Linked DNA regions of Homo sapiens: region 1 is linked to region 2. A link is a loop called in an ENCODE intact Hi-C map of the cell type or tissue named here. Cell type or tissue: heart right ventricle. All regions are shown on one strand. Links, peaks and the distances in the headings refer to the core of each region. The heading gives the core; the rest is flanking DNA. Region 1 has its middle 30 kb from the start of MIR577. Region 2 overlaps LOC105377374 (a long non-coding RNA gene).

Region 1 (12,233 bases), core at 4,876-9,875, 1.3 Mb before region 2:
AGAAGTGAAACGACAGGTTTTACGGTTTTTGAAGAGGGCTTTGGTTGTTGAGTAGAAACTTAATATTAGAAAGCCAAGGATGGAAGGTGGAAGATCCTCCAGGAGCTTTGTGCAGTAGGCCAGGCAAGAGATGAGCATGGCTGGAGGTGGCAAGAGATGAAGTGTTTTAGGAAAACTTATAGGGGTAAAACCAATAGGACTTAATTATTTGATTGTATGTGAAGACTGAGAAAAATACAGCAGTTGAGATGTTTAAGTAACTGGAAAAATATTGGTATCATTTACAACGTGGAAAAATCTTGGGGGAAATTATGGATTCTGTTATGGTATTTTAAATTTGAAATCCTTATTACACTTAAAAAAGAGATGACAAGTAGTTAAGTTGGGAACTCGAGAGATAGATGAGAGGTAGAGATATAAATCTGGGATGTTAATGTACATATAATAATCAAAAACATGAGGCTCTGTGAGATTATACAGGGAGGAAATTAAGACAGACAAGAGAAGAGGGCCCAGCCCTGAGCCCTGCTCCATTTATAGGTCAGGCAGCAGAGGCACAGCCAGAAATCAAAACTGAAACAGTCACTGAAATATCAAAATAGGAGAGGGAACAGGAGAGTACCTATTTTAAAAACAGTAACAGCTTTCATTTTTTGAGAAATATCATGTGCTAGGCACATTTAATACTGTTTATGTGTTAGTATTAACTCCTCCATCCTCACAACAGCCACATGATATAGGTAAACATAAGTACTTAACTCCTTTTATAGAAGAGGAGACCAAGAAAGAGAAAAATTAAAAGCATTTTAAGAAAGGAAACTATGTCAAATATGCTGCAAGCTTGAGCTTGACTAAGACAAAGACATAAAAATGAACCTTTTATTTAGCAAGAGAGGTCATTGGTGATTTCAGAAAAAACAGGCTCAATAGGATGAATGTGTGAGTTCCACAAAAATGTGCTTTATAAAAAGTAGTAGTACCTTATTGAGAAGTTTTGCTATAAAAGAGAAAGAGAAAACATAAATTTGTTGGAAGGAGACACTATATTAAGAATTTAAGATATGAGAGATACCAAGAAATATTTTTATTCTTCTATTATCCTATATATGGAGATAAATTACATAGGAAAGATAGTGATTAATTACTGTAGCAAAACCTTGAAAAATCAGAATGTGATCCAAACTATAAATGGAGAGGAACTAACTTTTTGTGGGTGCTGAGACATTGTGTATTTTAACAGGAATCCGGGCAAAAAGAATATAAATACTGAAGCAGGGAAGGTGGGTAGGTTTGATGGTGAGTGTAAGAGGATGTTCATGACTATTTCTATTGTCTGAAAGAAATATGATGGTCATCATTTGAATATGAGAGGGAAGAGTGTAGAAAGATTAATGGAAAATGTTGGGTGCAGTGGCTCACACCTGTTATCTCAGCACTTTGTGAGGCTGAGGTGGAGAATTGCTTGAGGACAGCAGTTCGAGATTAGCCTAAGCAACATAATGAGACCCTCATCTCTAAAAATGGTTAAAAAAAAAAAAGTTGGCCATGGTAGCACATGCTGGTAGTACCAGCTATTCAGGAGGCTGAAGCAGGAGGATCACTTGAGACCAGGAGGTTAAAGCTGCAGTGCACTGATTGCACCACTTTATTCCAGCCTGGAAGACTCTGTCTCAACAACAACAATTTAAAAAAAGATTAATGAATTAATGAAAGAGAATTTAAAAATAGCAAATCTATTAAGAAAAGGTAAACAGATGGATAGCAGTGTTGAGAGGCCATTTAAGATTGCAGTCATAGGTATAATGAGCAAACCAGTCAGCACTGTAGTGTTCTCCAGCAGTATTCAGCTGTTCTGGTGCAGATGTACAGTAGGCAGATAGTTGGGTTTTCCCAGGGAATTTTGATGAAGAGCCACACCTGGGAGTTGGTGCAGTGATTAGCCCAATGTATAACATCTAGAAGTGTGCCTCTGCTGAACTAAAGTGAGATTTTCTTGTCTTCACTACCTGATTCTGAGCAGGAAAAATTACATTTTGTATGCATGATGCTTATAGAGCCATGACTTTCCCAAAGTCTGGCATTAGAGCAGTGTTGTATTTAACAAAGTTTGGGATTTCAATTTTAACTCATATTACATGAAATGAACCACAGCAAATTGTTCTTATTCTCTACCACTCTTAAACTCCAGGGGTCTTCCTTTCTTCTGGCCTAATAGGACTCTTTCGTTCATGCCACACGGTATTTTATATTTAGTCAAAATTTATCTTAGGCTTCTCAAATGATTACCTGTTGCTTGATTTCTTGAGTACTTAAGGTAATTATTTTTATGTTTTTCATTGTTACCATGGCTCTTTTATCAGAGAATTGGATGAAACTACCTTTGAGAATATTAATTGTACTAGAAATCTCAGCCTGGGCATTTCCCACACATCACACCTTCAAAAACCTCTTGTTTTCAAACTTACCATTAGACAGTAGGGTCTTTGTGCCAAAGACCATGTCTTTTTCAGCTTGGTCTCCCACAACACATAGTCCTGTGCCTAGCACAGAGTGGGTGCTCAGTACATGTTTCTCTGAATGAACAAATAAGTGTATTATCCTGCTGAGAAGTCTAAATAACATACACAGACAAGCACTAAGCAAGAAGAGAGAAGAAAATGAAACATTAACATGTGAAAATAGGTAGGTTTTTAATTGTGTTTACGACAAAAAGAGCATGGAATTAAACATTCTGTTCCAGATTACTTGGTGAGATGATTATAAAGTGATAATGTAGACCTACAATTGTTTGCATGGATATACTATACCAAAAATGTGACTATTCATTTTCTCACATCTCTTGGACCAGGGTTACTGATCGTGTTGTTTTCTTTATAAAAGCTCTTCCAGAACCAGCATCATAAGATACTAAAGACATAGATTCTGCAATATTGAAAGAGAAATCCAAGATAATTGTTTCATTCATAAAGAATCTTACAGGTAAATTTCACGATTTAGTAACAAAGCGGAATGTCCAAGCATATCATCTGAAAATGATTTAATAAGTATGAAGTAGTGTTTCCACATGACTTGCCTTATTCTAAATAATATTTATCCTTTAAATATTATCAAATACTATTATTATATAATGACTGTATGTTGCCTGCTTTTGACAGGGATACAGGTTATTATTTTGAGCTTTCTCCACTGCGTTAAAATAACATGTTTGTATGTGTTTCTGGTTTGGTTTTTAAAAATAACATCCTTGTTGAACTCTAATTCATATCCCATATATTTTAGCACATAGGTTATATATATCATATAAAATCAGTGAATTTATGCTTTAATTTATAAGGGCAACAAGAAAGGCAACTACTTGACAAAGATTCAGAAATAAGTTTATCTACGAAGGATCGAGAACAACTATTCCACTAGACATTCTCCAGAGGAGAATCAATTATTTAGTAAATCTCACAGCCTCTATTGAAAATATCCTGTGCCAGACACTAAGGATAGGTCACTGAGCCTGACAGATGTGGTTCCTGATGTGGAAGAATTTAAAGCCCAGAAGGGGAGGGGGGAAATACATGCATATGCTTAGTACTCAGAGAAAGCTAGCAAGGGGCTCTTATTTGGGTCAGAGTGGCCAAGAGTTAACAGTTAAATATATTTTGTCTCATCTTACATAAATTTAGCTTTATTTCTACCATAAATTCTCATCCTAAATCCTAACATACACAGATATAGAAGCAGTAGGATAAATAATGAATCAAAATGCTTCTTTTGTTCATTCAGCAAACATTTTATGTGGGCTTCCCATATCTGAGGTCTCTACTAGGTGCTGGGAATTAAAATTAAAAAGTCACTGACATGGTTTCTTCATGGTTAGTGGAGAAACTAACGTGTGAGCAATTATAACAACGAGCCATGAGCATAGAAAACCAGAAGAAAACTTGGGAGCAGGGAGCATAACTCAGACTGAGAAGTCTTTCTCTAAAAGATAATATTAGGGTTATGATTTGAAGAGGAAACATTTGGTCAAGGAAAGGGTGACGACAGAAGTGGGAAGAGGTGAGGAAAAAGATGGCAGGTAGTGGGAACTCAAGAAGGAAACAGAGATACTAAAGCTTATGTTTATTAAAAATAGCATAATACATATGAGAAATTGCAAATGACTATATCGAGCAGGTAGGAAGTGTAGAAAGTAAAAAGAAATGAGTTTGGAGATGCAATTAAGCACCAAATAATGAAGGGTGTTATGTGTCAGCCTAGGTTTTATCTTACTGTGACTAGGGAACTACTTGAAGACCTTGAGTAATTATAAATAGAATGACCACATTTGCATGTGTACACAGATAATTCAGTAAGTGGAAGGAAAATAGGTTGCAAGAAAGACAGCCTGGAAGCAGAGCAAACCATTAGGGAACAGTGGCAATAAGCCAGGAAAACATGCTAACCAGCTGCGTGAAGGCAACAGCAACAGAGAAGATACTCAAAAGATATCAGGGAGGTAAACTAACAAGACTTCGCTACTAGTCGAAGATGGTGGGTGTGGAAGGCATCTAAGGTGACACAAGGATTTACTGGCTTGAGTGGTGGTATTAATTCTGGTGTCACTATTTAAGAAAGGAAATGAGGAAGAGGATGAGATTAGGGAAACAGGGACAAGAATAGACTGATATTATTGAGTATATGTGCCAGCCACTGTTCTTCTGCCACAGTTTTAATTCATCTTTATTTGCTGCTGAATTTCAAACATGAATCTCCAACCAGGCTTTCTTTCTTGAGTTCCAGATTTGTATATCAAAATGCCTCCTAGATATTTTCACTTGGATAGCTTGATAAAGAACTACAGAGTAGAATCTGAAAAATGAGATTAGATTTAGGCACTAGAAGAGAATGTGTGTTGTTAATTTTTTGCTATATTATTATTTTTCACTGAAACTATAGAAAATAAGAAAAATAGAGGTATGGATACAAATAAGTTAGGAGAAGTGGCAGCAAGATGAAGAAACATCTTTGGGAATTATTTCTTTCAGTAAGTAAAAAAAGATAATCTGCTGAAACCAATGGAGGTAAATTGGCAAACTAAAAAAAACAAAAAAACTGAGGGGAAAATGGTGAAGGTTTGAAATAGCTACGGACAATAAGAGAGGGAGCCAAAATGGAACATATAAAATGGTGTGCAGGTATCATTGACAGTTCAACTAAGATGAGGACCTTGACCTGTGGGATTTCAATTTTAGTAGCACCAATCCACGTGGCTATTTGATTTCGGTAAAATTTCTGATGAGTCCAGGTACAGGAGTGGAGAACACAGGTGGTTATCCAGGATTGGACTTTTGCTTCATTGAGTGTAGCAGGAAAGTAGAGTCAAGTTTTGTGGGTGTAGACAATAGAACTGCTTAAGTTAGAGATCAAAGGCCCAGAGAGATTATCAAATAAAATGTAACCAGGAGGAATCTTTTAGATTGACAGGGAAAAAAAAAGGAGCAGTTATGAGCTGAACATTAATAGAGTGTAGTGGGAATGGGAACTGGAATGTTAAGAGGCTAAGAACAGAGAGGAAATCTTAGAGCAGAGTATTTCAGAAGTGGGGAGACCCTGGGTGATGCAAAGACCTAGGTTTGGAATGGAGTTGCTGACTGAAGAGGAAGGAAGGAAAAGTCAAGGGCTTGGACAAAACCGTGGGAACTTGATATTAATTTGTCAGATGGCCCACCCAGTATTGGAAGGACTTTCAAGGCCACTAGTCCAACCTCCTTAAACAGAAAAGTATATTAAGGTGTGACCTTCAATAAATGTTGGCCACAGAGCAGGCATCCTGAGCATGAAATAGTCACCCATCATAGAACATCCTATGCAAATGATTTAGCTTAAGTTCTCTAAAGCAAGTATAAAATAAGTCAGTGATAACTTTCTGATTTTTTATTTAAATATTATTTGTGTGCAGTAGTTTGTATTTCTTACTTTTGTTTTTAGAAGAAAATGGTTGACATGATTTGAAGGGAAGGAGCTTTTGATTCCCTCTTGGACAAAAGAACTTCAGCAAAAATCCTAGAGGGAGAAGCAATAGGGGATGTAACAAATGTTCTCTTAGAGTTGACATCTAAATGACTTCTCATTGTAGAGGCATGGAACCAATCTAAATTCTCCCACTTCATCTTGTGTTACCTATCAGTTAAATCCTATTTTTTTAATCCTCATATAAATGTAGCTCTGGGCTTAATATGGAAACATTTTTTGAATATGGATTAAAAAAAAATCTATGTTTGCAGTTTTTAATTTATTTGATTATACCATCATCTGCCTCTAGTGGAAGAAAATTCAAGGTTGTTTGCTTTCCTGGCCTCCTTTTCTCACTTTCTCTCCAAAATGAATCAGGATCAAGGAAGAAAAATCATTTTCTTTCATCCCTAAGGAGGAGGAGTATTGATTATTGCCAGCTCCTAGGATATAATAGACTCAATGAGCTAGAACAATCTAATCAAATCTTTGTAAAAGGGGTTAGAAGGTACTGTATCTGTAGGGGCTCCACACACAAACCTGAAACTTTTCCTAATTCTATTACTTTACAGTCTGTGTTATTTACCTGTTGGTAGAGAAAAGATAATGAATCTGAAAAGAGAGCTATTAAATTAATAGTCAAATGTCATGATTACTTATTTTACCACACTTCATTATTGCTCTCAGTTCCTTCAGCCATACAAAAGTTTGGTTTACCCATCCCTTTCCTTTCAAACATTTGGGAAGCTTTAGAAACCACATTTGATATAATTCTGGGATGTGGGTTTGGTATTTGGAATGCATACTTTTGTGAAATGGAGATTAATAAAAATAGAGTAATAACTACTCAAGCAAAACCAAAAATTGCAGGAAGAAGCAAGTGCTAATTGAATAATGTGTATGGCTAGAGTTAAAATCTCTAAAAAATATATGACATTTGGTTATTATATTTCTTGTATAGTAACTCCTTAATGTAGTAATTTCTCTTTCTATACCAGAGACAACATTATATAGTAACCCATGCACACCTATTTAATTCATGACTGCCTAGATAATTATAATATTATACTTACTCTGTCACAGTTATTTCTTTTTCTTTTCTGTTTATTTTATTTTATTTTATTTTTTGAGATAGAGTCTGACTTTGTTGCCCAGGCTGGAGTGCAGTGGTGGGATCTCAGCTCACCACAACCTCTGCCTCCCAGGTTCAAGAGATTCTCCTGTCTCAGCCTCCCAAGTAGCTGGGATCACAGGCATCCACCACCATGCCCAGCTAATTTTGTATTTTTAGTAGAGACGGAGGTTTCACCATGTTGGCCAGCCTGGACTCAAACTCCCAACCTCAGGTGATCAGCCCGCTTCGGCCTCCCAAAGTGCTGGGATTACAGGCGTGAGCCACTGCACCCGGCCTGTCACTGTTATCTTGAACACGCTGTCAGTCAGTACTCCTAGGCATTTATATTTATTTACTATGTTAAGTAAAAAATGGTTTATAAATTGTTGCAATTGCTGGATTCTTTTATTACCAGATCATATTCCTTTTCATATTTTAAGATGAAAAAATTATCATTTCTCTTCTGCAAACTAGCTAAGAAGAAGCTGTACACACTAAAACTGTTTTGCAGATTTCCTAAGCCAAGCATAAGTAAACTTGAGTGCTATCCTTTTGTCTATCTACAATTTAGCTTCAATAGAGAGCCTTTACATTACATCAAATCATCTGTAACACAAGAAGCTTAACACCAGCTGTTTTGAAAGTTGTGCCATATGGCCAGGTATCGAACACTCAGGAACATAAACAGGTATCTTGGGGAAAGTTACTGAATAGTTAATGCAAAGCAGATTGTGTTACAGTAATAAAGAGCCAAAAGTAAGTAAGACTGAGGTCAGTTAGAAAAGTTTTTTGTTGGTTTGTTTGTTTTTGCTTAGCATAGTGGTCACATCTGTTCATCATGTATACTCCTATCAGAGCAAACTACCTGCAGTTCCCCAATGTACCACACTCTTCCATAACTCAATGCCTTTGACCATAGGGTCATGCCTTCCAAAAATTATCTCTATGTATTTCTTTACCTGGTGAGCTTCTATTTTTTCTTTTTGACTCAACTGAAACAATCCCCAGGTGGAAACTTCTCTCACTTTCCTCTGTTTCAATGGCACATTGTCTGTACCTATATTACAATATATATTCCTTCGCTTATTGAAACTGCTTACTTGCTGGTTTTGTCCCCTGGAAGTCAGAAACTATGGCTTCTTCATCCCAGCATTTCCAGTATTACGTACAGAGCCTGGCACTTCGGAAACAGAAAACAATGTTTGTTTGTGTTTTAATAAAGGCAGTACTTAAAGCAATGAGATCAAGAGAATAATAAGAATACTGACAAAGGAATATTATTTGGTGGTGTTACAAATGAAGAAACATATGATTTTGTATAAACTAATAAATTTTACTAACTTAGGAGTGTAAGAGATATCAGTATGTTCAGAATTGTTAGCCAAATAAGTAGGTATCTTTTGATGTAATATTAAGAAATATTAGACAGAAGGTAGCAAATGAATGTAAACAAGGGAACTGCAAAGACTGTGATAAAAAGGCCATTAAAATGTAGCCAGATGGAAGTTTTTAAACAGTTTTAGGAGAGAAAGAAGATCCAATGAATATATCAAAAACTAGACTACCAGTGAAGAAGAATATTCCATTACAGTGCTTATGTTAAGGAATGAGGCAAACAGAAAACGAAAACACTAGATTAGATATAAAACATCATGAGGATACAGATCACAGAAGAAAAATTATTAAAGTAAATGATCAGATAGTTCAAGTAGAATGAAGAAAAGAGGTAAACTGGATGTTGAAAGAAAGGAAAGGAGCAACTGAAGTGGTAAAGTGATGTGCAATGAAAGCCAAGGTGGAAGCAAAAAATGATCTAGGTATGTTTGAGGACCGGAAAGAAGACCAGCCCCAGGAGGACAAAATGCTGTTCTGAAAGGTGTAGATGTTTGGGTTAACATTGAAAATTTGAGTTGAAATATACCAAACTTTTTTATTTTCATAGACCTTCAAGTCTTTTTCTATGGGCTGACAACAAAGCAAATGGTTATTTAACTTACAGTGAAATCCAGAGCCCTCTAGGAGCAGAGACACCCCAACAAGAACAACTGGAGCTATTTGATGCTGATAATAACAAGATGTACTCCTACTTGGAACTAATAAGAGCATTTGGGCTGACTGGTAAGAGGATTCAAGGGCCGGAATATCAATAATGGTCAAGTGACAAATAGTCTTGAACAATGTTCTGCATTACAGCCCAAAATTAACAGGCAACCCACATTTTCAATTGTTAGTTTATAATTGAAATCCAAAACAAAAGTTTATAGAAAAACCTGAAAAGTAGCAATAAACATGGCATCTCAAGCCATACACAAGGATAATTAGAGTTTTAAAAACTGACAATCATTGCTTAATTGCACGAATAAATGGGTTATTTATTTGCAGGCTATGGAAAGGCACATTATTTAGTCTCCTTTTGTACTTGATAATAGGATTTTAGGATGACACTCTTAATACTGTTAAACTTTTTTTTTTTTTTGAGACGGAGTCTTACTCTGTTGCCCAGGCTGGAGTGCAGTGGTGCGATCTTGGCTCACTGCAAACTCTGCCTCCTGGGTTCACGCCATTCTCCTGTCTCAGCCTCCCGAGTAGCTGGGACTACAGGTGTCCGCGACCACGCCCAGCTAATTTCTTTTTGTATTTTTTTAGTAGAGACGGGGTTTCACCATGTTAGCCAGGATGGTCTCGATCTCCTGACCTTGTGATCTGCCTGCCTCGGCCTCCCAAAGTGCTGGGATTACAGGCGTGAGCCACCACGCCCAGCCAATACTGTTAAACTTTAAAGCCTGAGTATTATAAAGTGGTGATGTAAGGCTACTACTCATTTAACAGAAATAAGAAATTAAAGCAACATAAATTGGATGAAATTTTAAGGAATCTAAAATACCTTTTAAAATTGTACTATTTCCCCCATCTGCTTTTTTTCTATTTAGTTTTCACAGAATATGTTGTAATTTGAACAGATTTACTGTACATATCTAGGGGCAGTTTCTTAACCAGTGAGGAACAGCAAACATACTAGACCTGGCATCTGAAAGCTGGTAGATAAATAGAACACACAACTATAAAATAAAATTCCATGTCACCTAATGCTAAATTTATTTATGATTGGAGAACAAAAAAATATTTAAATTTCTGTCATTTACCTCTGATATAAGAAATGATAGCCAGCAGAGAGATGTTCTGCACCTTCTGTCTTGATATGCACAAACATGTGAGTTGATGCCACCTACACTTCCAGTGGTATAGCCACATTCTCAGGTAGGACACCCATTTATCTTGAAATCTGCATCAATAGAACATGTATGACATAATGTGGCCCATATGCCTATAGATGCCTAGATATTGCCAAAGTCTTGCACTTGCCAAATTCCACTGACATCTTTATGTCTTACATTCAAGACCTTTAAAGGTCTTTGCTTGATTTTTGCTCCTTCCCACCTTATCTCTGATGAAATAATAATTTTAAAAAAGATGGATGACCATTCCAAAACATAGATTGCATAGTTGAGGGACCCACCTATCCAATTCAGATAAGCTTCCCCAGAACATCACTGAAATATACCAGGTGGAATAAAAATACATTTTGAAAAGTATGAGAGGAATTCTGGGTAGTGTTTGATCTGTAACCACTCACTGCTGCTTCCTTCCCAGGTCGTCCTTGCCTTTGCTATCCACACCTTTCTGTTCATTGTTACAGGAAAGACAATTACTGCTGCAATCCTAGCTTCAGATACATTTTTGAGTACCTGCCACCTCTCTGTCTTGGGCTTTTCTCGTGCTCTAGCAGACAGGTGGCTGCAGTTCTAGCACATTTTAACATTAGAGATATGAGTGATGTTACAGAACCAGAGACAGTACTCATTTTCTGGTACAAAAGGATCCTGTTAGGAGCACCAAGAATGAATGTTTGAGACAGGCTTCCACAGGGGAAAACCAACGTCTCTATCTGTACAAGGTAGTTGTCTAAAAATTTTAGCTGACCAAGTTGGGGATAAGAAGATTGTATGTGGCTTGATAGTTTAGTGATCATTGAGCTATGCCCCAAACAGTTCATTCAGTGCCATATCCAGAGCGTCACACAGTGCCCTGAGGGAGTGCAAACTCATTCAGTGGTAGCCCTCCTCCCAATACCCATAAGAAGCACCATATGCACATCCACTGTTTTTGATCTTACATCCTAAATGGCATTCATCTAGTACAGATCAAACATTTTTTTAAAAAAACAGCTAGATATTTTCTTAGTTCGCCTTTGTAAATTACAGTGTTGGAATTTATTTTATTTCCACGTTGTTAAAAAACAAAGGCATCTGGCTGGGCATGGTGGTTCACAGCGGTAATCCCAGCACTTTGGGAGGCTGAGGCAGGTAGATCACTGGAGGTGAGGAATTTGAGAAGAGCCTGGGCCTGGCCAACATGGTGAAACCCCATCTCTACTAAAAATACAAAAATTAGCTGGGCGTGGTGGTGCATGTCTGTAGTCCCAGCTACTCAGGAGGCTGAGGCAGGAAAATCACTTGAACCTGGGAGGGAGGAGGTTGCAGTGAGCTGAGATTGTGCCCTCCAGCCCGGGTAACAGAGTGAGACTCTGTCTCAAAAAAAAAAAAAAAAAAAAAAAAAAATCATTAGATACACATTAGATAGACAGGCACAATCTATGCACCATAAACTTGAAAAGGATAGGGCAGCTTGGAAAATACCTAAGGGTAATAGAAAACCCAAGAGAGGAAACTGAAAGCTTGGAAGCAAGAAGATGGGAGAGAACAGGTAAGGAAGGTTGTGTCATGTCAGTAGTATGAAATCTGGACCTGGAGTATGGCATATTCAAACTCGAAATTAATTGCACTTTCTCAAATGGTGCAACTGGTGTATCCATTCTCTTGGATTCATAAAATTTATTCAGAGGTACCCAAAGTAAATTTCTTTCTTGCCTTCATCTTTGAGATTGCAAATGAGAAGTCATTTGTCAGTTGTAAGAAAAATGTTATTTATACTATAAGTGTAGTTTAAATTGCTAAATCTCAAAATGTTTTCCATTTTAGAGTAAGAAGATGGAAGTACAAGAAAGAATACATTCAAAGCAGTGACTTGATTTTATTTTGTAACAATTTCATCCTATTTATTCCTAATATTTTAG
Region 2 (12,233 bases), core at 4,479-9,478:
TCCACCTTGCGTTGCATCTGCTTCACTAGATTTGTTCTAGAAGAATTGGTTGGAAAGAGATTTTTTTAAAAATCATCTTAAGCTCCCAAATATAAAATGTCCAAGGTACAGAGCAGGCTCAGAAACATGAAGGAGTGGTGTGTGTTGTGGCGTTAAAAACATTCTCACATCCGTCAAGATTCTGAATCTAACCCTTCACAACTGAAGTTACATTTGGAAACTACATATAGATTTGCTCAAAAACCTACAAATATTATTAAAAACATTTTCTCTCTTTGTTTTCCCACTGTTTCTCTTCTTATATCTGTATTTTTATTTATTTGATAAAATATGAATCAGGTGAAAGTTGGAAGAGGCTATCTGATGATTTGGCAGTTTATCATTCGCCATCTCCTAAAATGTGCCTAACGCATCTGGACACTGGAAGCAGGCAATAAGACATTTTCTCAACCCCATGAAGAAAAGGGGAGGAAAATTCTATCCCCTTGGAATCTTCATGCTCCATCTTACCCATCCATGGTGCTTGCAGCTGAGCCATTTTCTACCTTTGATGCATCCTTGGTAGAAAAAGAAAGCACAGCCTTTATAACTGAGAGTCTAACTGTAAATAAAACAGAGTCTAAGCTTTGAGGTATAACAGGAAATGGAATGATTTCATTTAAAATCTGATGACTCTAACACCTGGTGGTTTAAAGCACTGATATATAAAGAAGCAGGCAAAACCCTGAAGAAGCCAAAAAAAGAGAAACAGTGTTGAATTTGCTCTTTGGTACAGATTCTCTCTTGATATTAATACTAAGAGTGGAGCACCAAGGCTTTCTCCTGCTTCCTGTTTACAAGATGAAGTGGCATCATGATTCAGGGCAGAAATTTTAGAATCAGACAAAACTAGATTTGAATGTTGCCTGGACTTGGGAAAGTTATTTCAACTCTGGAAACCTCAATTCACTTATCCAGGAAAATGATTAAAATACCTCATGGAATGTATGAATAATGTCTCTTTAGACAGCATATATAGGCTATATAGAGGGAGCAGTTAGCATAGTGCCTAGCTCATTACAAATGCTCATCCAGAGTGGTGGCTCACGCCTGTAATCTTAGCACTTTGGGAGGCTGAGGCTGGCAGATTGCTTGAGTCCAGGAGTTTGAGACCAGCATGGGCAATATAACCTTAGTCTGTCTCTGCTAAAAATAAAAAATTAGCTGGGCGTGGTGGCACATCTGTAGTCCCAGCTACTCAGGAGGCTGAGGTGGGAGGATCACTTGAGCCTAGAAAATTGAGGTTGCAGTGAGCCAAAATTGCACCACTGCATTCCAGCCTTGACAACAGAGTCAGACCCTGTCTCAAATAAATAAAATAAAATAAAATAAAATAAAAATGTTCCACAAAAGCAAGACATTATTAAATTTTGAACAAAGGCAAAAGAGCACTCGGAATGGAGATTGGCTCCTGGTTGCTGAACTGTCTTATTTTATTCTTACACATCCCTTCTCTTCCCCTTCTCCAGGTTTTTGCATGAGTCTAGGTTACTGTATTTTTTCTTCTTAAGTTCTCCTGTCATTTTTAGTACACTATTTTAACCCTGTGAAGTTGCTGATATTTCATCATTTCAGACCTGCAAAAATGGCTGTTTCATAGGATCCAACCAAATATCTTTCCACAGGTTAAAAGCCATTAGCCATTGTTAGAAGCTTTTCTAAATGAATAAACAGGTTGGGATAATTATTTTCAGCAGGCTCAAATCATATCATTATAATTAGTTCACCCACTGAACTTAAATGGACCCTAGGACACAGTACTTAGCTCATAAAAAATCTCTTTACTATAAGCTTTACATTAAAGCACCTGTGATTAGTTGAATTAAAAGATTCTTCTGTGATTCACAACAAGAATTTTACAAGAAATTATGTGCTATGTAACTGAAGATTTTAAAGATAATTTTTATAAATATAACCCAAAACTGCTTTCTTTTTTACCATCTATGAAATCAAGAAACCATAGAAAGTGTGGATACAGAAAATAAAAACTTCCTAGGCAACAACCTCACACAATACAAAAATAATCAAATGCTGGCAGAAATGGTCCCTTGGAAATCGTGGCTCATTTGTTTAGAGTTCTACTGCTATTAGCTTCTGGTGATCAGGGAGTGAGAAATGGAAAGTATGCCACAGAGAATCATTAAGAACAACACACTAGATAGAGATAACCCATTTAGCTGACAAGCCACACAATGCAGTTCGAATTAAAAGCAAACAAACACATGAAAACAAAGAAAAAATGTAAAACCAGTGGAGAGCATGAAGACTCTGAAAATCCTGACAGATTCCTAAAGTCTCCACAAACAAAGATTTCAGTGTTGGCCGGGCGCAGTGGCTCACGCCTGTAATCCCAGCACTTTGGGAGGCTGAGGTGGGTGGATCATGAGGTCAGGGGTTCAAGACCAGCCTGACCAACATGGTGAAACCCTGTCTCTTCTAAAAATACAAAAATTAGCTGGGCATGGTGGTGGGCACCTGTAATCCCAGCTACTCAGGAGGCTGAGGCAGGAGAATTGCTTGAACCCGGGAGGCGGAGGTTGCAGTGAGCTGAGATTGCACAACTGCACTCCAGCCTGGGCAGCAGAGTGAGACTCCATCTCAAAAAAAAAAAAAAAAAAAGAAAAGAAAAAAGAAAAAGATTTCAGTATTATTGTCCTAAACCAAGAAAAAATGCCAAATGTGCTTTTAAAAGCTAGGAAAATGAAAAGAAGACAAATTCTGAGGTGGAACCCGGCAATGTTAAAATGAGAGGTTTAAAATGCTTGAAGGGTCCTCGCCTCTGTGGCTTTAAACAACCAGATGCTTCTGCAGAGGCAGCACCTCCATGGTCAGTCCTGATCCGAGTGCAGAGCCCAATCTGGAACCTTCCAGGCATTGCCAGAACTCCTGGGGCTCATTCCTTTGGCTTTCCTTGTGCTGTCACTTACTCAAAATAATAGAACCAGACTTTGACCTCTGAAGACTAAATTAATCATTATGTCCACTTTGAAAAGTTTTCTAAACGCTTGCTGATGCAGAAACTGTACTGATATTCAGAGAATCTGAGAGTGTGATGTGCCCACTATGGGCCCAGAGCAGAGTGGGGTCCCCTCTCTGAATGCATAGGATAGGCTTGGGGGATGCTCAGCTACTCTCTCTGGGCTTTTGGCAGTGTCATCATTGAGCAAAACCTGCTAAAGGGTTACAGCATCCTTGCTTTCTTACCCTTTCCCTCACCTACAGCTTCTCATATTTGAGAGGAGTATAATGATTGCATAAGCACCGAAGGATTTCCCAGTGGGGTTATTGAGATATGAAAGGGATGACCAGAATTTTTGCTTTCACATACACACAAAAGTGTTGAGGTATATTCTCGATTAATAATAGCAGAGTCAGAGATGTGGATCATTTCAGGCTTACAACATGAAATGCTTTAAAATTATTAGATGTATTTAACTGATAAAAGCTAGAAAATCAAGTCAGATTTGTTTGCCATCGAAGGAAGACTTTTACCTGAATTTATTTGATCAGTGCCTCATACCTTCTTGAATTTTTCTCTGTATGAGTAAACTTTTCTTTTACTTATCATAAAAATAATTGCTCCAAAAAGAAACATAGTTAAATCAGCTCTTTGATAAAATATATTCTATCTTCTCAGAATTCAAATTTTTACAATAAAACAGTCAGATCTGTTTGTACAAACATGGCCATTTAAGGCCAAATGAGTTCTTCACAATATTTTATTCTCCCAAACCAGTTAGTTAATTGTATAGGTTTTAGTCAGAAGAATGGCCAGTCACTATACAGCTGTATCCCTTTACAACACCAGGATCAAAAGGAATCCACCTGGATGCAAATCCCCACACTCAGGCCTCTCTTTGCTCAGCCACTCTCCTCGCCATTGGCCAGGTGGCTGCAAGCCTGTCTCCCTGGCCCCCTTCAGGTCTTTGCTAAGAGTCACTTTGGTGAGGCCTTCCCTGCTCACTTCTGTTCAAAACTACAAGCCCACCCATCTGCTCTAGTTCCTATTGTACTTCCCTGATTTGTTCATCTCAATAGGACCTTTATCCTCTTCGTTGTTATATATATTATTCATTTTTTATGAAGATTTCTCCTTCCTGTAAGGTGAGGCATCTCTGCCTCTTCTTTGTTGCTCTATTTTCAGGACCTAAAAGAGTGCCAGGCACATCGTGGGTCATAAATAAAGACTTACTAAATAAAGGAAAGAGACACTTGTGTGATTGAAAGTTTGCTTTGCAGCCATCTCTGTAGTCACTCACTATGAATGGAATTAATTTATATATCTAGGAAAATATATCATAAAACGTCTCTGCAGGGCACATCAAATGTGCCAAAACAAATAGTGACAATAAGTGCGATACATTATTTTGGGGGCATTACGAAACCAAACATACAAAAGGGCAATCTCTGAAGAGGAAAAACACCACAAAAAAAAATCTGTTTGAGCGAGAGACACATTCTCAAAAGTGCTTTGCAATGCTTAGAACAGGACAACAATAAATAAATAGTACGCATACCTGTAACGATTATGAACGGGTGAGTTGGCTGCCTCTTACCGTGGATTTTTAGCTTCTTCACAGGTGACTGCAGACGTTGCCAAATATTATGAACTGAAACCAAAGGAAAGATTCCCCTGAGCTGCTGACAGAGCTACCTGCCAAGAGTTTCATGTTTCTGAGTTGGAGCTGCAGTCGAACGGTGAAAGAGGCTTCCTGTAGCTAATGAGCCCTTTTCCAGGTGCTCTGCATTGCTGAGGCCATACAGAAGTCAATGCCCTGTCAGTGATTGCTCAAAGGAACTCTCTGGAGTTTAATTGGGCTTTCTGATCTGATCATTAGGCACAGCTATTGGTGTGTCCCCAGGTGACCTGAGATGCCTGCTCGGTAGTTATTGCTCCCTTCTTTGGCACTCACTAGAGGAGTGTTTACCATTTGTTGAGTTATAGAACAGAAAGGGCAGAAGAGGATTTAGTACAACATGTGATGGCAGCCCACAGTTGCTATTTAACCTCACAGGAGGTGTCCTTCATAAACTAATTCAACAGCGATGGCACGAGCAGCATCTATTCTGCCTCCAGATGGAGGAACAAGGGTGATGGTATGGCTTCTTCCCTCTGCTTCCATTTTCATTTGCTGCTAGCTTTCTTCTCCCCTTATAGTGGGCTGGGGGTATATGGGTGGTCTCAATTCCATGACATTTTATTTCCCAGTCATTTGGTGAAGACCGTCCAGGGAAAATTGCTTTAATGGCTGAGTCAGCAACATAGCATGGAATTCTTGACTCCTGGCTAGATACTTCATTCTATTCTAATCCTATGGAGGCAAGAAGAACTTCACAGATTAATTCACTTTCTCAAAAGAAAAACATGTGCACCCTATTTTCTTTAGAAATGAGCATTTAGAGTTTGCTACCGGAGTAGGGAGGATGAAGAGTGCAAAGGTTCAACTTCTGGTCTCTGCCTCTGAGCACTGCCTCGCTGCCGAGTAGGTATGCACACTTGGTGAGTCAGGAAGCCCCTTCATGTCCCAATTTTCCTGACTATGAAACAGGGATAATAAAAGTATCTACCACCCAGGGTTGTAGAGAGAATTTAATGAAACCATGTACATAAAGCATTTAAGATCATACCTGACACATAATCTTTCAATAAATCTTCACTGTTGCAATTATTTCTGGTTACACATTATACACAGAAAAATGCATTAAACTCTTCTTAACATGAATATGTGATAAATTTAGAGCACTGCATAATCTTCCAGACACCTCTCAAGCATCAGTGCTTATGAGACCAGGAGGAGATAAAGGATGATTATCCACAGTCTTAACTACATTTCAGCTGCAACCGGTCAACTCTATTTTCATCAGGCTTAAGAAGTAATTACCAAGCTGATGTTTATTTCATCATCTCTGTCTCCTTCTCGGCACCACCTGGTTCAGGTGCTGATCAACAGTGCAACTTGTCTGCTGATGATCAGCAGTGCAACTTGTCTGGGAAAAGAGAAGAAACCAGGGAAAAGGAGAAGTCAGTAGCCTGGATGATCCCCAGCAAAGCAAAGGCTTCGAGTTAGTGAGTGGGATCAAGCTGCACCTTCCCATCTCAGGACGTTGGTGATTTACCCTTGAGTTCAGGGTCTGCTTGGAGCCTGAAGGAGCTGGCTCTTGAAGATCTACTGGCCAGTGATATGCAGGTCCACATTGTACTTTTCTACTGTTACAAACCTAGGCTGAGCCACAGAGAGTTAAAATGATGTTAGTAAATTTGAAAACTCCTGGGAGTTCATTGCATCAGCAGCACTGGGCTTCAGCTTAGGTGGAGGTGATGAGGAGCTACAGGACACAGTTGAAGGCACATTAGGAAGAAGATCATCTTCCTCTTTGTCTGCACCCCTCCCAAGCAACAAATCTCCACACTGTGGGCTGTTGATTTGGGCTGAGACTGTTGGTTGTCTGCCAAAATCCATATTCCTTTACTTCCAGAATAAAACAACAGCAACTGGCAAAGGAGGAGACCATGTGACTAAGTTCTCTCGGTGAACGATCAGCCCAGATGGAGTGCTTCTCCTGAATCTGAGCTCTCAAGACAGCAGCTGGGCCTCCACACTCTCCTTCCCCTCCACTTCTGGCTGCATATAACCAGAGGCCTCACCAGAGGGGCTCTGAATGACCACATAAAGGAAATCCGTCCAATAACCCAAATATCCACACTGGACTGTTAGGTGCACGAGAAATAAAATTCCATTGTGTTTGAATCTTGGATGACAGTTTAGCCTATCCTAACACCCTGCCTGAAATTTCACTTTTGAAAATATACTCCTTTGAATTAAGGCTTTTTTTCTTTGTTCATCCCCAATAAAAGACATACCTATCTGGGATATATAAAATATCATGCTTTCTTAGTAATTTGTTCTTAAATGCTTCAATCAGAGATTTACTGAGAACTGATTACAGCATGAGTCAGGAAGGAGAGGACATTTGAAAAGCGAGGAATACATAAACAGAGAAGAGACCAGGACCCTGAAAGACTGGGCGAGAGTGACCTTTGTGTGTTTCACAACTTTGCATGAATGTTGACAGACTTAATAAGGCCAAATTCCATCTTCCTCATGTTTACCTGGATGGATGGGTTGGCTTCTCTCTCCTCCTAACTGAGGAAACAGCTCCCATGGGTGATTGCTGTTCTCTGGGGCATGTTTCAGGGAACTCCACTGTATGGTCTGGGCACCCACCATGTGCTGGCGAATGTACATGATGTCCTTTCTCCTCCAGGGGTTAACAGACCTCCGATGCTTACAGCTGGGCTTCCCACAGAGTGAGGTGGAGCTCACATCTAGTAATCAAGCTCTGGGTCACTATGGCCATTGGATCCTACTGGACAAAGTGATGGTGGTGGATACTTTTCAGATTTGTACCTGCTTTCAAATAAGTTTTGATCTTTTGGACTAATTTGGGATTTACTGCTCACTCTAATTTAAACTATTTCATTTTAGGTTAGTGGAACTATTTCAGTTTAGTAGAACAGCATTTATTGAGCACTCACTATGCGCTGGGCATTAGGAATTTTCTGAGGCATAGATAGAATTATTTTTCCTTTGAAATGAACTTTACCTCCACATACACATCTGGAGTTGCCCATATTCTGGGAGATGGGCAGACCTCATCTGAGCTGAGCTGAGCTGACCTCCTTTACTGCAGGAGCTGGGGCTGGAGGAGAACATGAGCTATGTCAGAGAGGTAGAATAGAGATGCCTTCTTCCTCATCTTCTCTCCTATCCTTCTTCCCCAACAACGAGAGACCACTGAACTCTACTCAGCTCTTAGATTTTCATTCGCATTGGCTCCTAATACAAAACCCTGGATCAACAACAAATCTTTGTTCTCTGCATAAAATCTTGGACCATTATTGAGGAATCTGGGCCAGAAACAAATAAGACCTCTATTCATCAGTTTCCATTTGTTGCAGGACTCAGGTTGTTTCTGGGATAGCTCAGTTACAAGATCTTCCTTCGATAGGGAAGGGGATGATGGCATATGATCTGTTTATTCATTCCTAAGCCAAACAGGAAGACTAACAAACATTGTTGTGCTGTCCTCCTGAAACTGAATTCTTATTTTAAAAATCTTCACCATGCACTCTGTTCATTTTGATGGTCATTAATTCCACTCATTTAATCTAAAAGAAGGAAATAAATCCTTAGTAAAGCACTATTGAAATAACCACCATGGGCACTGAGAGAGGCGATACACCAAATGCCTCATTTTGTCTAGAGACCTTCATTTTTAGCAACAGGAAGAAAGATTTCAAATGTGTTTGGTAGTAAGAATGGTATTTATATTTTTATTCCTCAAACTGCCAAAGAGAGGAGCTCTTGGCATGGGTGGGAAAGTCACTACAAAGAAGTGGGGAAGGAGTAGGGATCCCAATTTTTGTTTCAAATCAATGCCTAATCCAATTTTTATTTACTAAAATGAAGCTGATACTTACTCCTAAATCTTTTTTCCCATTTGGTTCAGAACTCATAGAACAGGTTATGTGATCCATTATCACTCTCAAACCCCATGGTAACCAGAATAGATAATTAAGAAAGACTATTCACATTGGTAATCTGTCACAGGAATAGACAAAAATATAAAAAAGAAAGAATGTTAACATCCTTATACATATACTCAGGTTCAGATTTGGTTTATAAAAATTGTTTTCAAAATGTTTTTTGAAAGTGAAAGTTCCAACATACATTTTAATATATTTGTTCAGTTTTTGTTGTTGATCAAATTCAGGGTCACCAGTGGGTGAATTTCATAAGCAGTGACAAGGTGGAAGACTGTGGTACATCAAATCAAAATTGTGATAATATTGAGAACCCCTAGTCTTGTAATAGGAAAGAGATTTTGTTGATGTGTGATTCACATATTTTGTTGATATGTCTATGATTCAGGGGTTATTTTGTAGTTATCTGGAAGAAAAGAAAAACATTTATGCATTAATCAGATTTTTTTTTTTCAGATGGAATCTTGCTCTGTTGCCCAGGCTGGAGTGCAGTGGCATGATCTCGGCTCACTGAAACCTCCACCTCTCGGGTACAAGGGATCTCCTGCCTCAGCCTCCCAAGTAGCTGGGATTACAGGCGCCCACCACTACGCCCAGCTAAGTTTTGTATTTGTAGTAGAGACAGGGTTTCACCATGTTGGCGAGGCTGGTCTCAAACTCCTGACCTCAGATGATCAGCCCCCTTCTGCCTCCCAAAGAGTGGGGATTACAGGCGTGAGCCACCATGCCCGGCCAATCAGATTTTCTAAGTAAGTATTTAAGAACCAAAACAATTTCTAATGCAATATAATGCCCCAAATTGAACTTCAACCAAATGTAAATCAGTACATTTGTAAGGTCTCCTTTTAATATATGCTAATTTAAAATATATACATATTTCACTGATTTTAATGTACAAATTAGTAAGTATTTTTGCAAGATAAAGAACAAAACTATAAAGTTTCACAAACAGAAATGGATCTAATGGGTCATTTAGGGAGAAAGTTGTCTCTCTCTAAGAAGTTTTACTAGACTAAAGCACAAGATATTGTATTAGTCTGTTTTCATGCTGCTGATAAAGCCATATCTGAGACTGGGAAGAAAAAGAGGTTTAATTGGACTTATAGTTCTACATGGCTGAGGAGGCCTAGGAATCATGGCAGGAGGTGAAAGGCACTTCTAACATAGCAGTGCCAAGAGAAAATGAGAGAGATGCAAATGTAGAAACCCGTGATAAACCCATCAGATCTCGTGCGACTTAGTCACTACCATGAGAACAGTGGTAGATAAACTGCCCCCTTGATTCAAATTATCTCCCACTGGGTCCTTCCCATAACACATGGGAATTATGGGAGTACAATTCAAGATGAGATTTGGGTGGGGACACAGAGCCAAACCATATCATTCTGCCCCTGGCCCCTCCAAATCTCATATCCTCACATTTCAAAACCAATCCCCCAAAGTTCCCCAAGGTCTTAACTCATTTCAGCATTAACCCAAAAGTTCACAGTCCAAAGTCTCATCTTAGACAAGGCAAGTCCCTTCTACCTATGAATCTGTAAAATCAAAAGCAATCTAGTTACTTCCTAGATACAATGGGGGTACAGGTATTGGGTAAATACAGCCATCCCAAATGGGAGAAAATGGCCAAAACAAACGGGTTCCAGGACCCACGCAAATTCAAAATCCAGCGGGGCAGTCAAGTTCTAAAGCTCCAAAATGATCTCCTTTGACTCCATGTCTCACATCCAGGTCACACTGATGCAAGAGGTAGGTTTTCATAGTCTTGGGCAGTTCTGCCCCTGTGGCTTTGCAGGGTATAGCCCCACTCCTGGCTGCTTTCACAGGCTGGCCTTGAGTATCTGTGGCTTTTCCAGGTGCACGGTGCAAGCTGTCAGTAGATCTACCATTCTGGGGTCTGGAAGATGGTGGCCCTCTTCTCACAGCTCACTAGGCAGTGCACCAGTAGGGAGCCCGTGTGGGGACTCTGACCCCACATTTCCCTTCCACACTGCCCTAGCAGAGGTTCTCCATGAGGGCGCCTCCCCTGCAGTGAACTTTTGCCTGGATATCCAGGCGTTTCCATACATCTTCTGAAATCTAGGTGTAGGTTCCCAAACCTCAATTCTTGACTTCTGTGCACCCGCAGGCTCAACACCACATGGAAACTGCCAAGGTTTGGGGCTTGCACCCTCTGAAACCATTGGCCGAGCTGTACCTTGGCCCCTTTTAGCAATGCCTAGAGCAGCTGGGACGCAAAGCACCAAGTCCCTAGGCTGCATACAGCATGACGACCCTGGACCTGGTCCACAAAGGCATTTTTTCCTCCTAGGCTTCATGGTCTGTGATGGGAGAGGCTGCTCTGAAGATCTATGACATGCCCTGGAGACATTTTCTCCATCATCTTGGGGATTAACAATTGGCTCCTTGTTACTTATGCAAATTTCTGCAGCCAGCTTCAATTTCTCCTCAAAAAAATTGGTTTTTCTTTTCTAAGGCATCATCAGGCTGCAAATTTTCTGAACTTTCATGCTCTGTTTCTCCTTTAAAACAGAATGCTTTTAGCAGCACCCAAGTCACCTCTTGAATGCTTTGCTGCTTAGAAATTGCTTCTGCCACATACCCTAAATCATCTCTCTCAAGTTCAAAGTTCCACAAATCTCTAGGGCAGGGGCAAAATGCCACCAATATCTTTGCTAAAACATAACAAGAGTCACCTTTGCTCCAGTTCCCATCAAGTTCCTCATGTCCATCTGAGACCACCTCAGCCTGGACCTTATTGTTGATACCACTATCAGCATTTTTGTCAAAGCCGTTCAAGAAGTCTCTAGGAGGTCCCAAATTTTCCCACATTTTCCTATCTTCTTCTTAGCCCTCCAGCCTCCAAATGTTCCAACCTCTGCCTGATACCCAGTTCCAAAGTCACTTCCACATTTTTGGGTATCTTTTCAGCAATGTCCCGCTCTACTGGTACCAATTTACTGTATTAGTCTGTTTTCACGCTGCTGATAAAGACATACGCGAGACTGGGAAGAAAAAGAGGTTTAACTGGACTTACAGTTCCACATGGCTGGGGAGGCCTCAGAATCATGGCAGGAGGTGAAAGGCACTTCTTACATGGTGGCAGCAAGAGAAAATGAGAGAGATGTAAACGCAGAAACCCCTGATAAAACCATCAGATCTCGTGAGACTTATTCACTACCATGATAACAGTATGGGGGAAACTGCCCCCATGATTCAAATTATCTCCCACTGGGTCTCTCCCACGACACATGGGAATTATGGGAGTACAATCCAAGATGAGATTTGGGTGGGGACACAGCCAAACCATATCAGATGTATTATATAAATTTATTTTGCTTATATTTTCTTATATTTTGAAATATTTACTATTTTGTTACTTGTACAAGTAATATAATTTCAAGGGAGAAAACTTGGAAAATACAGAAATACACAAAGATAAAGTCTAAGAACTAATTGTTGTGCTCAAAGATGACTACTGTTCATCTAGCCTTTCTTTCGTGTTTGTGTGTGTGTGTGTGTAGGTGTATGCGTGTGTTTATATGTACATTGTAGGTGTATACATCAGTGTGTGTATGTATATGTGTGTGTTTGTGTGTATATGCAGGCATGTATATGTATATGTGTATTTGTGTGTATGTGTACGTGT

The links. Peaks named below come from ENCODE experiments on the same cell type or tissue, not always from the same donor. Only the 100,000 strongest peaks of a DNase experiment are listed, where the experiment ranks them.
Region 1: a loop joins it to region 2, with 5 times the contacts of the local background. A loop is called at or near these places in 22 of 110 quality-filtered maps.

What each region holds. Positions count from the first base shown.
Region 1 is chr4:114,680,398-114,692,630 of GRCh38, reverse strand. No RefSeq gene overlaps it. Among named protein-coding and RNA genes, the nearest start is that of MIR577, 30 kb to the right of the region's middle. In heart right ventricle, for the core only: no CTCF peak of the experiment used is centred there; no DNase peak of the experiment used is centred there.
Region 2 is chr4:113,399,322-113,411,554 of GRCh38, reverse strand. It overlaps LOC105377374 (a long non-coding RNA gene), which reads left to right. Exons shown (of 5, transcript NR_199847.1): 3 at 9,041-9,333. Among named protein-coding and RNA genes, the nearest start is that of MIR8082, 250 kb to the right of the region's middle. RefSeq lists an enhancer at 6,968-7,262. In heart right ventricle, for the core only: no CTCF peak of the experiment used is centred there; no DNase peak of the experiment used is centred there; H3K27ac peaks cover 648 bases.